2 separate regions of the Homo sapiens genome follow, and region 1 is linked to region 2. Evidence: chromatin contacts called from ENCODE POLR2A ChIA-PET data. All regions are on one chromosome and are shown on one strand. The core of a region is the stretch at or near the end of the contact, and the rest is flanking DNA. Distances in the headings are between cores, read along the strand shown.

The links. ChIA-PET counts read pairs that join two places held with the same protein, here RNA polymerase II (POLR2A).
Region 1: POLR2A ChIA-PET joins it to region 2 with 10 read pairs in AG04450. The contact joins the promoter of IGSF8 here to the promoter of LENEP in region 2. POLR2A ChIA-PET finds 5 or more read pairs at or near these places in 2 of 52 experiments (AG04450 and naive thymus-derived CD4-positive, alpha-beta T cell).

What each region holds. Positions count from the first base shown.
Region 1 is chr1:160,096,445-160,100,012 of GRCh38, reverse strand. It overlaps IGSF8 (immunoglobulin superfamily member 8), which reads left to right and starts at 1,394. Exons shown (of 7, transcript NM_052868.6): 1 at 1,394-1,604. The coding sequence starts at 1,541. RefSeq lists a silencer at 810-1,639 and enhancers at 2,206-2,732, 2,733-3,261, 3,262-3,568.
Region 2 is chr1:154,991,577-154,995,085 of GRCh38, reverse strand. It overlaps LENEP (lens epithelial protein), which reads right to left and starts at 1,500. Exons shown (of 1, transcript NM_001394530.1): 1 at 771-1,500. The coding sequence starts at 1,478. The coding sequence ends at 1,293. FLAD1 (flavin adenine dinucleotide synthetase 1) reads right to left here. Exons shown (of 7, transcript NM_025207.5): 6 at 2,300-2,373; 7 at 1,975-2,184. The coding sequence ends at 2,049.

The DNA of each region.
Region 1 (3,568 bases), core at 145-2,644, 5.1 Mb before region 2:
GGAGGGTAGAGGGTGGTAAATGGGCTCTGGGGTCACCTCCCACTGACAGCCACTCTGACAGCCTTGGCTTTGCAAACCTGGCCATCTCTTCTCCCCATTCTGGTCTCATCCTTCCTGCCCCTGCCCACTTCCCATCTTTACAGTTCAGGAAGAGACAGAGCACCTGGGAAGGGTGCCTCCTCCATTCTCCCACCTCCAGGGCAAGCCCCACTCTTCCTAGAACAGAGCAATGTTCATCTCTTCCCACTGTCACTGAACATAGAGACTCCTTCACCTAAATGCCAGGTCTAAACTAAGCCTCTTAGGAAGCAGTTCAAATAATAATTCAAAACCTAAAACAAAATAATCCTTATCTCCCATTTTGTGTTAGTTTCCTGTGCCAAACACTTTATGTACATTACCTATCATCACAATAACCCTTTGGGTGATGTGATCAACCTCAATTCAATTTGCAGAGGAGAAAACTGAAGTTGAAGGAGGTTAAACAACTGGGCTAGGATCACCCAACCCAGAAATGACGTCACATGGACGGCCCCCTCTCCTAATCCATTTTTCTTTTGGTTTTGCCCTCTGAGGGGGTGAAAAACAGGTCTCCAGTGACCTTCTGGATCCTGGAAGCGCCCTTCAGCTCAAACCCTTCGCATTCAGGAACTCCTGGCTTCCGCCAACCCCTACTTCAGCAGGGTTTGCAGCGAGGACTATGGCTCAGAGCAAATAACTGAATTCTAAATGCGTGGTCACAGTCACCTCGCCAATCCCAGGGACCCTGCACCCAACTCTCCAGGAAAGGCTGGCAGGTGCGGGGTGGAATGCGCTCTGTGCGAGGGTGGGTGGGAATTTCGATGCGCAGAGGTGCAGTTAGCTCACTCCTGCGGGGGCCTCGGGCGGAGCCAGGGCCAGGGGCGGGGCGAGGCCGGGGTCCAGGGCGGAGCCAGGATTGGAGGCTGACGTTAGCCCTGCGGGGACGGGGAAGGGGTGCGGCTTGGGACTGGGGCGGGGCCGGGGCCCGGGGAGGAGCCAGGATTGGAGTCCGACTGTAGTCCTGGTGGGGCGGGGCGGGGGAGGGGCCGGAACTGGGGCTGGGCCGAGGCCCGGGGCGGATCCAGGGCTGGAGTCTTGGCGGGGCGGGGCGGGGAGGGGCGGGGCCGGGGCGGGGCTGGGACTCGATGCGACTCAAAGGTGAGTTTCGAGGGGCGGGGCGGGGCCGGGGCCAGGTGCGGAGCAAAGGCCGGAGTCTGGCGGGGGTGGGGCAGGCAGGGCCAAGGCTGGGTCCGGGGCGGGGCGGGCCTAGACGGGGCGGTGGAAGGGGCGGTGCCGGGGCGGGCCGGGGCGAGAATGGTTTCAGAACTGCCGAGGGCTGGAGGGAAAGCAGCGGGAGGGGCGGAGGGAGGGGATTCGGCAGCTCCAGTTCAGCTCGCTCGGCGCACCCACGCCTCGCTGCCCCGCTTCCTGCCCTCAACCTGGGCATGCGCCCCCCACCCTTCCGGCCCCCCAGAACCCGCGCCATCCCCCGGAGCCTCCCCAGAGCTGGCCGCGCAGGATGGGCGCCCTCAGGCCCACGCTGCTGCCGCCTTCGCTGCCGCTGCTGCTGCTGCTAATGCTAGGTAAGCCAGGCCCCCGTTCCGGTTCCCGGCCCTGCCGGGCAGGTGCCTGCCATCCAGCACCCCCCTAGCATTTCGGGGCTCCTCACATCCTCCTCCGTCAGGGGTACCTCCAGCCTCCCCGGGGTCGGCGTCCAGCTGCGCTTTGTGGCTGTCCGCCGAGCCAGTCTTGGGAAGAGTGCAGGCTCCCCAGCTCTAAGCCAGGGACTGGGGCGTAGAGAGGACCCACTAAGGTGCTGCCCCAGGCACTGCTCGGCCTCCCGGGGCAGGCCACACATCTCAGCTAGCATACCCACGTACTGGGGTCGCTGCACCAAATGCTGCGACTCCTTTCTGCCCCACACTCAGCTCCAGGCCTGGCCTTGGGTGCCCGCCCTACGAGGGCAGTGCCTGCCCAGCTTCATAATTGCCCCAGAGTTGGCTGGAGGCCCAGAGGCCAGTTCTGCCCACGATCTTTGAAGTAAGTCTCTCCCAGTTGCGCTCCACGCACTTCATCAACTGGGGGCAGTTCCCTCTCTCACCCCCATCTCCACCCTGGGTTGGGTCCCTCTTTGCCCTTCTTCCTGTCTCCCAAATGGCACTTGGCTCTGCAGCCACCCATCAGTTTTCACACCGCTTAGTTCCAGCTTCCTTGCCTCAGGAGAAACCAGGTTCCATGGAGACTGATCCTGGGATCTCCAAGCACCTTGTGCCTGCTGTGGTGGGTGTTCATGGTGGGGTGTTCTGGGCCAATCTTGCATGGATGCATGGGGATAATGACAGTGGAATTGTTTTTGGCCTGAACTGGAGGGCTCCCTGTAGGAGGTGGTCTGGGGAAGAGTATGGCATGGAGACAGTGAAACTGCCAGTACAGATGTTGATGAGGCTGAAGCCCTTGAAATGAGAGTGAAGCGTGGGGGTGGGGATGGTGACTTCAGAGCTGCTGTCGTCAAGGCAGAGGCTGAAGGTAGCCCCAGCTGCCTGTTTCTAGACCAGAGCTCCACAGTGGCACCAAGCAAAGCCTTCCCCTGCTGCAGGTCCCTGGGCCCTGCAGGGTTAGGATGAGTCCTCTCCCTGGTCCCTGGGCAGGTGGCAGGAGGATGTACAGAGAGGAAGGCGCTGTGGGGCCTGGGTTGCCTAGCACTTGGTGTGTTTTCCCCAGTGGGCAGCATGGAGCAGGGAGGAGCCCAGGGAGGTGGGGAAGTGCTGGCCTGTGTTTGAAAAAGGAGCACGCAGAGGTCTGAGCACCCACTGCCTGTGGGCACTTACATTCATTTCACAAATGAGGAAAATGAAGTAACTTGCCCCAGAGAGCACATTTAGTGAGTGTTGGGGCTAGGATTTGAACACAGATCTGATTCCAAAGCAGGCCTCTTTGCTGTCCCTTTCCTTGCTGCGACTGATACAGAGGAGGGGAGAGAGAGCTGTGTGGCAACTGATTTCCTAAGGCTGTGGAGGTGACTTTCCCATGGGCATCTCCAAGCATCAGCAGTTGTGGAGCCAGGAAAATGGGAGGGGGCCTTCTGAGCAGTCTGCCCTGAGGCAGTCAGGGAAGGTGTCAGCTTGGCTGTCTCCACCGTCACTCTGATTATGAAACTTGCCTGGCCTGGGGCAGGGCTCTCCTGAGTCACATACGCACTCACACATGGTCAGAGCTGGAGCTCTTAGTTCTCCTCCAGTGTGGAAACTGAGGCCTAGGACAGAAAGAGACTGGATCCCAGGCCACACAGCTGGGCATGGGGATGGTGCTGGAATCCCACTTCCTGACTGGCAGCTGTGCCCTTAACAACAGACCATGAGTTCTCCCTGTGACCCAGCCAGAGGATGAAGGAAGGGGCTAGGAGCCCAGAAGCAGGGGTGGGGAAGTTCAGAGGAGCCGTTCTAGAGAAGCTGGAGGGTAGAGTTTGACCACAGACTCCTGGGCATTTTCCTCTAGCTCCTGCAGAAAGTCCATGGTATCCCCCTGGGAGGCCTAAAAGTGACACTCT
Region 2 (3,509 bases), core at 251-2,750:
GCACTATCTATAATCTCCAGGCCAGTGCCCCAAGTGACAAAGGGCTGGGGGATGATAACTGGCCCCCCAGGAGGGGCCAGAGAATGCTGGATGGGAATCCCAGGGAAATACTGAACAGTCCCAAACAGGCTGGCTCTGAGGTTTGGGGGGCTGTGGGTGGGCAGATCAGTAAGCATAAGCACCCCCTGAGCAAGACGATACACATGGCTGGTGTATATCTACCACCGGGAGTAACTCATGGAAAATACCAGCTGTGGCTACCAAGAGGAAGTAAAGAGCCAATTCTGCTCAATCTAGCTGTTTATGTCCTGATAGGGCTGTGTCATGATAAGCCTGAGGGACCTGTGTGGCCACACAGGTGTCTTTCTCTGGTAACTTTGTATGTGAGCTGGGAGCTCTTGTAGCTCATGGGGTCCTACTTCCTTGATGAGCTGGGGACTAGCCTCAGCGCAGTGCTTTCCCCAAGATCCTCAGAGGCAGGAAGCTGCCTGGACCAGGTCTTCTATTTGGGAAAGGGCTGGGTCCTCTGGGTTTCCACACACCCTTGGCCTCACAGATGAAGACCCTACTCAAGCTGGGTCCCCTCCTTACCCACAGATTGAGAGGAACCTGAACTGTCTTCCACCCTCCCCACTCAGGAACCAGTGAGTCAGAAAACCTGGCTTTCAATCTTGGTTCTATTCAGGACAAGCTCCTTCCCTCCCTGGTCTGCACCCTTGCTCCCAGACCGTTCTAGTGCTGACTTTTTCTGATTCCCCTTTAGACACTTATAATCTTGGGCCTCAAGGCCTATGGATTATATTTATAATTCAGTGATTCTCAAACAGGTTTCTTAGGGGGCAGTCCATTCTTGGTACTATGAGGGTATGGTAAGATCAACCATCTGAGCTGGTGGGCTCACTGTGCCAAGCTTGGAGGAGTGCCAGGTCTTGCCACAATCTTACTGGGGTCCTAGCCAGAGCAGTCCAAGCTCCTGCCCACCAGAGGTCCACCAGAGGCAGGGGTTGGGAATGAAGGAGGCTCAGAGATGAGGCAGGTCTGCTAGATGACACAGCTCAAAGCAGGATCCACACTTTACTGTTTACTCATTGTTTATGGCCCATCCTTGGTCAAGCACAGCTGGCTTCAGGAGTCTTGATGGCAATTGGGCTGGGGGCTAAAGAAGAGAATGAGAAGCTAAGGCAAGCTCTGCCACAGAAGCTGCAGCTATGCCTCCTGTTTACTCTACCCTGCCCACCTGAGCGATGCCAGCCATGGTGCTGGTGGGGAGAGGAGGCAGTTCCCTGCTACCATTAATCCAGCAGTTCCTTGATACACCAGCAGCAGAGGAGGATGTAGGCGACTTCCTTCAGGGTCCGCTGGAAGCCCTCCCACCCTGTGCCCATCTTAATGACAGGCACCCGCAGCCCAGTGTCTCGAGGGGCCCCTCCGAGGAAGAAGGGTAGGGTTTGGGCTAGGGGCTGTGTCCGGGGCTGCATGTGGGCAACAGTTCCGAGGAAGGGTGTGGGAGCTGCCTCTAGTGCCTTTTATCAACACTGTCCCCACCCCCTTCAGCCTCATGACTACAGAGACAAAGGATCCAGGGTCTAGCAAAGGGAAGGTTCTAGGCCTGGGAACAGGCTGAGTCAGCCCCTCTAGACAGGGATGGGAGGGTGGGGTTAGTGGGAGGGAGGGCCTGGCCACTCCATCTTTCATCCTCCACAGCTAGGCCAAGGCAGCTTCCCCTCTTCCAGCCCAGGTGGTGCCCTGCCTGATTGCCCTTTTCCCAGTGGTTGGCACAACTCCTGCTTTCGCCCTCTGGTGGGCTCCTGCTGAGGCTGACATTGAGAACCATCAGTGAGAGCTCCTTTCCAGCCTGTTCTGCCCTGCCCCTGGGCCCCTTAGAGTGAGCACAGCCAGTCAGAGCTGGCAGCATTTGACCCACTTCTGCTTCTCCCATCCTCTGGAGCAGGAAGACACAGCTAGAGCAACAGGCACAGTGAGAGGCACGGTTTATTGCCAGGTTATACCCTAGGACGGTGTCCTTCCCTCCCTCCTAGGGTGGGAGGTCATGTGCGGGAGTTCCGCTCCTCTTCTTCGTTCTCCAGTAGATAGGCTGGACGGTATGTGGGGTGTCCTCCTGGGCTCAGGCACTTCAGGGCCGGGTTCCGCACGGTATTCTCCCGACTCCCCAGTGATGTGTATCTGGAGCAGGGAGGGTGGAGGGCAAGCATGTGGTAGGGTGGGCGATCCTATTGGCCCTCCCTATCCCAGCACCCTAAAAACTCCCTTACCCATTCCCTTCCCCTAATACCCTTACCCTCGGTCATACAGGATACAGTATGGGACAAACAGCTGACGCAGAAAATCCCAGATGTCTCTGTAGGTCCAGTCCTGGGAGGTCAGAGTAATAGAATAGTCACAAATGCTCACCTTTCCCACTTCTACCCCTGCTGTCCTGGGAAGGGGCCCATCCATGGCTCTTCTGCTCCCTTGGCCTCTGAGGGAGGGCTTGCTATCTGATTCTCTGGTATAGCTTGCTCTATGTATGCAAAGAGAAAGAGAAGGACTTCATCTTCTCCACTCTCTGCTTTCCATTCTTGAACCACCCTCTAGTGCAAGGGTGGAGCTTGAGGACAGGGAGAAACCGTCTATTTTTTTTTTGAGACGGAGTCTGGCTCTGTCGCCCAGGCTGGAGTGCAGTGGCGTGGTCTTGGCTCACTGCAACCTCTGCCTCCCGGGTTCATGCCATTCTCCTGCCTCAGCCTCCCGAGTAGCTGGCACTACAGGCGCCCACCACTGTGCCCAGCTAATTTTTTGTATTTTTAGTAGAGACGGGATTTCACTGTGTAGCCAGGATGGTCTCCATCTCCTGACTTCATGATCCGCCCGCCACGGCCTCCCAAAGTGCTGGGATTACAGGCGTGTGCCACCATGCCCGGCCCTATTTTTTTTTTTTTTTTTGAGACGGAGTCTTGCTCTGTCACCCAGGCTGGAGTGCAGTGGCGCGATCTTGGCTCACTGCAACCTCCGCTTCCCAGATTTAAGCAATTCTCCTGCCTCAGCCTCCTGAGTAGCTGGGATTACAGGCATGCGCCACCACAGCCGGCTAATTTTTGTATTTTTTTAGTAGAGATGGGGTTTCACCATGTTGGTCAGGCTGGTCTTGAAATCCTGACCTCGTGATGTGCCTGCCTCGGCCTCCCAAAGTGCTGGGATTACAGGCGTGTGCCACCGTGCCCAGCCCTATTTTTTTTAGACAGGGCCTTTACTGTTGCCCAGGCTGGAGTGCACTGGCATGATCATGGCTCACTACAGCCTCGACTTCCCTGGCTCAAGCGATCTTCCCGCCTCAGCCTGAGTAGCTGGGACTACAGGCATTGATCAGCCCACCTCGGCCTCCCAGAGTGCTGGGGTTACAGGTGTGAGCCACTGTGCCTGGCCAGAACTTCCTGTGATGATGGAAATGTTCTGTATCTCTACTGTCTAATATGGTGGTCATTTGAAATGTGGCTAGTACAACTGAATAA